Linked DNA regions of Homo sapiens: region 2 is linked to region 1. Evidence: chromatin contacts called from ENCODE Hi-C data. All regions are on one chromosome and are shown on one strand. Each heading gives the region's core, a stretch centred on a gene start or an enhancer-like site at or near the end of the contact. The rest is flanking DNA. Distances are from core to core; before and after follow the strand shown.

The links. A loop is a pair of places that touch in the nucleus more often than their neighbours do. Pooled maps may share reads with other maps.
Region 2: a map with no recorded cell type shows a loop between it and region 1 (9-fold over the local background). The contact joins two enhancer-like sites. A Hi-C loop is called at or near these places in 5 of 37 single-sample maps with no recorded cell type and 6 of 50 pooled maps.

Annotation. Positions count from the first base shown.
Region 1 is chr10:3,867,741-3,871,079 of GRCh38, reverse strand. No RefSeq gene overlaps it. Among named protein-coding and RNA genes, the nearest start is that of LINC02639, 35 kb to the right of the region's middle. RefSeq lists an enhancer at 878-1,377. Within about 2 kb of position 1,800, at least 4 of the 41 ENCODE cell types and tissues checked have a DNase peak (open chromatin) inside an H3K27ac peak, as active enhancers do.
Region 2 is chr10:6,048,436-6,051,550 of GRCh38, reverse strand. The region is part of intron 1 of IL2RA (interleukin 2 receptor subunit alpha); the gene reads left to right. Among named protein-coding and RNA genes, the nearest start is that of IL2RA, 12 kb to the left of the region's middle. RefSeq lists enhancers at 47-316, 407-536, 547-926. Within about 2 kb of position 1,495, at least 30 of the 41 ENCODE cell types and tissues checked have a DNase peak (open chromatin) inside an H3K27ac peak, as active enhancers do.

The DNA.
Region 1 (3,339 bases), core at 551-3,050:
TAAATATGGAATAGAATAATTTACACACTACTAAATTGATGAGTTAATATTTTCCTTGAGTTTATAAACTCAAATTGGATCAAATTATTAAAATTCAAAAAAATTCTAAAGGAAGGTTATTTTTTGAACTTCGGTTCTCAAATGTAATTTGAACGTATTAACTTCCAACACTAGCAACAAAAATATCCATCGCAAACGAGAGTCATTTGCAAGCTTGCTTTGGCAAAATAAGCCCTTTTCAAATGGGACCTTACACAGTATTCCAATATAAAATTCACACTGAAATGAAGCCCCTCTAGTGAATACCAATTTGGGGCCCTGCCCATGCCCATCCTCCTGGAGGCTCCCAAGGAACCTCTGTTGAACCCAGGGTTCCGTGAGCCACAGTTCTAATGCTCTTGGACAGAGTAGAGTATGAGCCCTGGGTTTTAAGTCCCAGCTCTACAGGTAACTATTTGCATGATATTCAGAAAGTTGTAGCATGATGTTGATGAATTATATTATCTCTGGGGTCTCCTCCAAGTCTGTAGTTCTTTGAATCTGTTTGACTAGGGTGGACCATGCCAGTATGCATTTTTGTTTTCTTTTTTTTTTGAGATGGAGTCTCACTCTGTCACCCAGGCCGGAGTGCAGTGGTGCAATCTCAGCTCACCGCAAACTCCGTCTCCCAGGTTCAAGTGATTCTCCTGTCTCAGCCTTCCAAGTAGCTGGGATCACAGGTGCCTGCCATTATGCCTGGCTAATTTTTGTATTTTTACTAGAGATGGGGTTTTACCGTGTTGGCCAGGCTGCTTTCAAACTCCTGATCTCAGATGATCCACCTGCCTCAGCTTCCCAAAGTGCTGGGATTACAGGCACGAGCCACCGCATCTGGCTGCTAGTATGCATTTGTTTAAATTATCAAATGGGAATCTGAAATGGGGCAATGGGAATTAAGAAAAATCATCTTTTTTTATTTAGAACTATCTTCAGACATGAACCCTCACAGTTGAACACATTACTTCACAATAAATATAGGCTGCCCTTCCGTGCCCCTCAGCCAAATGCCTTTTTAATTTTTTTTTTTATTTTCAACTCTTGCAACTAAATAAAGCAATCATACCACTAGTGTGACGGTTAATTTTATGTGTCAGCTTGGTTGGGCCATGGTGCCCAGATATGTGGTCAATCTTTATTCTGGATATTTCTGTGAGGATATTTTTGGGTGAGATTTCCCTGATATGGGTGAGCCCCATCCGATCTGCCGAAGGCCTGAAGAGCACAAAAAGCTGACCTCCCTGCAAGCGAGAGAGAATTCAGCAGCAAACAGCCTTCAGACTTCATCTGCAACATCAGCCCTTTCTGGCTCTGCACGAAACTGTCTTCAGACTCAAACTGCAGCTTTTTCCTGAGTCTCCAGACTGCTTACCACCCCCATCAGATTTTGGACTCACCAAGCCTCCACTGTCCCATGAGCAAATTCCTTAAAATATCCACCTATCTATCTCCTATTGGTTTGTTTCTCTGGGAACCCTGACTAATGCAACCACCTTTATCATAAACTCGGAAGAGAATTCTCCATGACCCTCACATGTCTGCACATCTTCTGAGTAGAGGCCGTGAGAGTCTTTGTCCTGGAGTATCTTGTGAAAGATAGTTAAATAGTGAACAGCTTTGGAAGACAGAGACTGTGTGTCCTTCAAAGCAAAGGGCAGGTATGCCTACTGCTTCTTGTGAAAGGCAGCTTCCCATCCTCCAAGTTTAGGTTCACCTCCTGAAATGCAATCCACTGCATGTGCAAATGTCACCTGACCCTCCTTCAGTCACCCTCTGGGGGTGGGGAGTAGGAGAACCAAAATTGCTGATACTCTGCCTACTGCTATTGCTTGAGTCATAAAGTCCTTTTGGTCTTTGACCCAGAGTACTCATATCTTCTGTCAGCATTCACAAAACTAGGACAGGCTAACTTGAAACCTTACAAATAGGGTAAAATATTAGATCCTTCCCAGTTCCTTACAGTCCACATAAAATATGCCAAAGGGTCTATAATCAGAATCTCATCAAATGCATTGTGTGGTGTCTTGAAAATATATCTACAAATCCTTTGACAATCCTTCTTTGAAAAGGTGAGGTTCAATTCTGCTCCTCTGCGTGTCAGCTGGACTTTGTAACTTGCTTCTACAGAAATAGAATGTGGCAGAATGGGAGGCTAAGGTGGAGGGATCCCTTGAAGCCAGAAGTTTGAGACCAGCCTGGGCAACAGAGCAAGACCCTGTCTCTACAAAAAAGTTTAAAATTGACCAGGCGTGGTGTCTCACACCTGTAATCCCAGCACTTTTGGAGGCCAAGGTGGGCCGAATCATTTGAGGTCAGGAGTTCAAGAGCAGCCTGGCCAACACGGTGAAACCCCATCTCTACTAAAAATACAAAAATTAGCCAGGTGTGATGGTGGGTGCCTGTAATCCCAGCTACTCAGGAGGCTGAGGAAAGATAATCATTTGAAACGAGTAGGCGGATGTTGCACTGAGCTGAGTGTGCCTTTGCACTCCAGCCTGGACGACAGATTTAGACTCTGTCTGAAAAAAAAAAAAAAAAAGTTGAAAATTAGCTAGGCTCAGTGGCGTGTGTGCACCTGTAGTCCCAGCTACTCAAGTGGCTGAGGCGAGATGATAGCTTGGGCCCAGGTGTTCAAGACTGCAGTGAATCATGATCGCACCACTGCATTCCAGCCTGGGTGACAGTGAGACTCTGTGTCTACAAACAAATAAACAAACAAAAGCAAAAAACAAGACACATGAGCCATTCTATGGATGTCTTCAAATAAGCAACTATTTACTCTTATTGTCTTTATATGTGACAATATCCAAAGGGCAGCCTATTCACTCTGGAACATCTCACATGAGCAATTATACAGTGAAAGGAGCAAAAAAAGAAAAAAAATTAAAACCCTGAACATGAGCGATGGAATCAGAAGTGTCTATTCTGCCTCTTACTAAGAAGTGACCACACCCAAAGTCACTGAAGCTCTCTGATTTTCAGGTGATTTTGGATGACTAGTGTAGTCATACCTAGCTGTCTGGATAATTTTGATGATGAAATCAGAAACATAATAGCATTTATTATCTACTAAACATTGTGTACCGGAATTTAGAGCCATGATTTCTTTTAACATATCCAAACCATCTAGAATTGTGCCTGGCACATGTTATGTAATGCATAAACCTTAGGCCCTGTCTTCTCCCAACATAGAAGATTGATACTTGATCATGTGCCCATGATCTCAGTTTATGTGCCTTAAAATAAAATCCATGACTTCCTCTTGTTATGATGATGGCAAACATCTACTTGTAACTGTGCTCT
Region 2 (3,115 bases), core at 246-2,745, 2.2 Mb before region 1:
GAAACTCCGTCTCAAAAAAAAAAAGAAAAAAAATATATATATATATATATATATATTTGTGTGTATTTTCTCCTCATGAAATGAGCTCCTTGAAGCAAATCGGCCCATCTTTTCAGAGAAAGATCAGTTTATTACGTCACCAAGTAAAGGGCAAAGGAATCATTTCTAAAAGTTTCGTTTGAAGTCCCCGGAGTTAAAGTTGACGTCAGCCTCTTCCTGCCCTGGTGCCCCGAGAGTTTCCCGGGAGTTTTGGGGATGACACCCGGCTGCATGCGTGACATCTCGCTGGCTGGGGGCAGGCCTGGTGGCTTCCCCGACAATGAAACCAGGCAGAGCCTGCAACCCAGCTGAGCACCAGTGTGGTCTCTGCTTCCGGTCCTTGTGGTAGCACCTCTGTTTACAGCCTGATTTAGAACAAAAAGAACTTTTGTAAAGGAGAAAACTCCTTATATTAAATGGAAAGCAAAACAAACAATTACCAAAAAAAAAAAAAAGTTGGAGGGGTGTTTCAGAATAAAAGAGCCGTCTCTCCAGACATCTGTCTGACGCCCAGGTGGCGCTGAGACCACAGGGTGAGCCTTTTGGCTGGAGATGTTGATCCCTGGTTTACTGCACTTCGGGCTTTCACTACCTTTCACCCACCGGACCATCAGTTTCACTTTCCCTCTCCCAGCGTCTCTCAAGCTCTGCTTCTCTGGCCCCGTTTTCAATCTAGTGCAAGAGGACCTGTAGCCAGGGCACCCATCCTCCTCCTCCTCGTCCTGCACTGGGATCCCAGCTCTGAGCACTCCCGGGCCAGGGAGGCCTTGCTGCGTGCTCTGCTTCTGTGATCTTACAGATTCCTCATGGCCACCATAGGAGATGGGGACTGTTAGCACTATTCCCCCACCCCAACCACCTTTTTTTTGAGACAGAGTCTCACTCTGTTGCCCAGACTGGAGTGCAGTGGTATGATCTCGGCTCACTGCAACCTCTGCCTCCCGGGTTCAAGAGATTCTCATGCCTCAGCCTCCCCAGTAGCTGGGATTACAGGCATGCCCCATCGCCATGCCTGACTAATTTTTGTATTTTTAGTAGAGACAGGTTAGTAGAGACCATGTTGGCCAGGCTGGTCTCAAACTCCTGACCTCAATTGATCCACCAGTCTCAGCCTCCCAAAGTGCTGGGATTACAGGCTTGAGCCACCACGCCCTGCCACCATTCCCATTTTACGGATGAGGAAACTGAGACCATGAGGCAGTAATTCACTCTCCCAAGAAAGCAAGGAGCCAGTAGATCTGAGCAGAACCCATGCATTCAGGCCGACACAGGAAGCAAGCTGTCAACAGGCACTGTTCATCTCCTGGGCTGCCTAGGCAGGCCCTGAAGCTCTGGTTTTCAGTCACCCTGTTATTCATCCCCAAGTTAATCTCCCCTGAAAGCACCTGTCGTGATGCCCTTTCGGCTGCAAGAGCTCCAGTCATTTCCATTGCCTCAGGGGCACTTTGCTACCTCCTCTGCCTGGCACACAACATGCTCCCCAGCCAAGACTGTTCCCTCAGCACATAGCACGCCTTGGCCAGCAGGTCTCCTCCTGTCCTTCAAAGGGAACCTCCTCATTTGTGATTTCAAAGCTGGACTCCCAGGAACACCCTCCTCCCTTACTGGAACAATCTTCCCCATCTTGTCTGCCTACCGGAATTTTTCCCAACCAGAAAAGCGTCTTGAGAGAATGGAAAAGTCTTATGAATTTGGAAAGTTGACAGCTTGAATTCAAATCCTAGCTTGAACTTGTGAATTTCTACTTTCCTTTACGAAAACCTTTGCATGCCATTCTGTGCAGGCACTAGCAAGGTGGTGGGAGGGAGATGGATACAGTAGGGTGAGTGCCGTGTAAAGAAAAGGGAGCAAAGTCTGGGACTGCAGAGAAATGCCACAAAGCACAGACAGAAGAGTCCCGGAGGCTTCCCAGAGAAAGATGACAGCCAATGGGAGACCTCCAGGGAAAGCAGGAGTTAAGAAGGTAGAAATGCATTAGGGAAGTGTGGCATGAGCATGATGGTCAATTTCAATGTGTCCACTTGCCTGGGCTAAGGGATGCCCAGATAGCTGGCTAAACAGTCTCTCTGGGGGTGTCTGTGAGGGTATTTCCAGGAGACACTAGCATTTGAATTGAATAGACTGGGTAAATTTCTTGTTGGTAGACTGAGTAAAGAAAATCACCCTCACCAGTGTGGTGGGGATCATCCAACCATAGAGGACCAGAATAGAACAAGAAGGCAGAGGAAGGTTGCATTCTCTCTGTTCAAGCTGGGACATCCGTCGTCTGCTCTTGGACATTTGCACTCCTGGTTCTCCAGCTTTTGGACTCTGGGACTTACAGCAGGGCCCCTCTGCTCCTCAGGCCTTCAGTCTTAGACTGAGCCACACCACCAGCTTTCCTAGTTATCCAGCTCCAGCTGGCATATTGTGGGACTTCTCAGCCTCCATAATTGAGTGAGCCAACTCCCATTATAAATATTCTCTTATTTATCTACATACATCCTATTGGTTTTGTTTCTCTAGAGAAATTCTGTTTCCCTGAATAATACAATGACCAAGGCCCAAGACAAAACACATGGTGAGCTCCAAGAGCCACGCAGAGTCCCGCAAGGCAGGAGAGCTCAGGCACATAGTGGAAGCAGAGATTTTGAAGTTGGGCATGAGCTGTGTCTTGGAGTCTCCCCATGTCACTGGGCTTAAACTGTGTCCTGGAAGGAACAGAACATCCCAGAGGGGTCTCAGTCAGGGCATGGCTTGTACTTTGGAGAGACAGCATTGGGTTTATGTGAAGAATGAAGGAAGAAGAGAAAGCACTGGGTTTATGTGAAGAATGAAGGGAAGCAGAAAGGCAAACCCATAGGGCATTGAGTAACCTCCATGGAAGTCCATGAGGGTAGGGTTTTAACCTCGGTGGGCCTCAGCTTCTGTTCGTATAAAATGGGAATAACACAGACCCTGCTGGGTGCTGTAAGGCTACATAAGCTAGCCTGCCTAGAGTGACCAGAGCACACAGTAGGTGCTCACTAAATGTGACTTGCTGGGCTTCTAGTCTGCATGGCCAAAGGCCCTTCCCTCGGACCTTTCCGTGTGGATG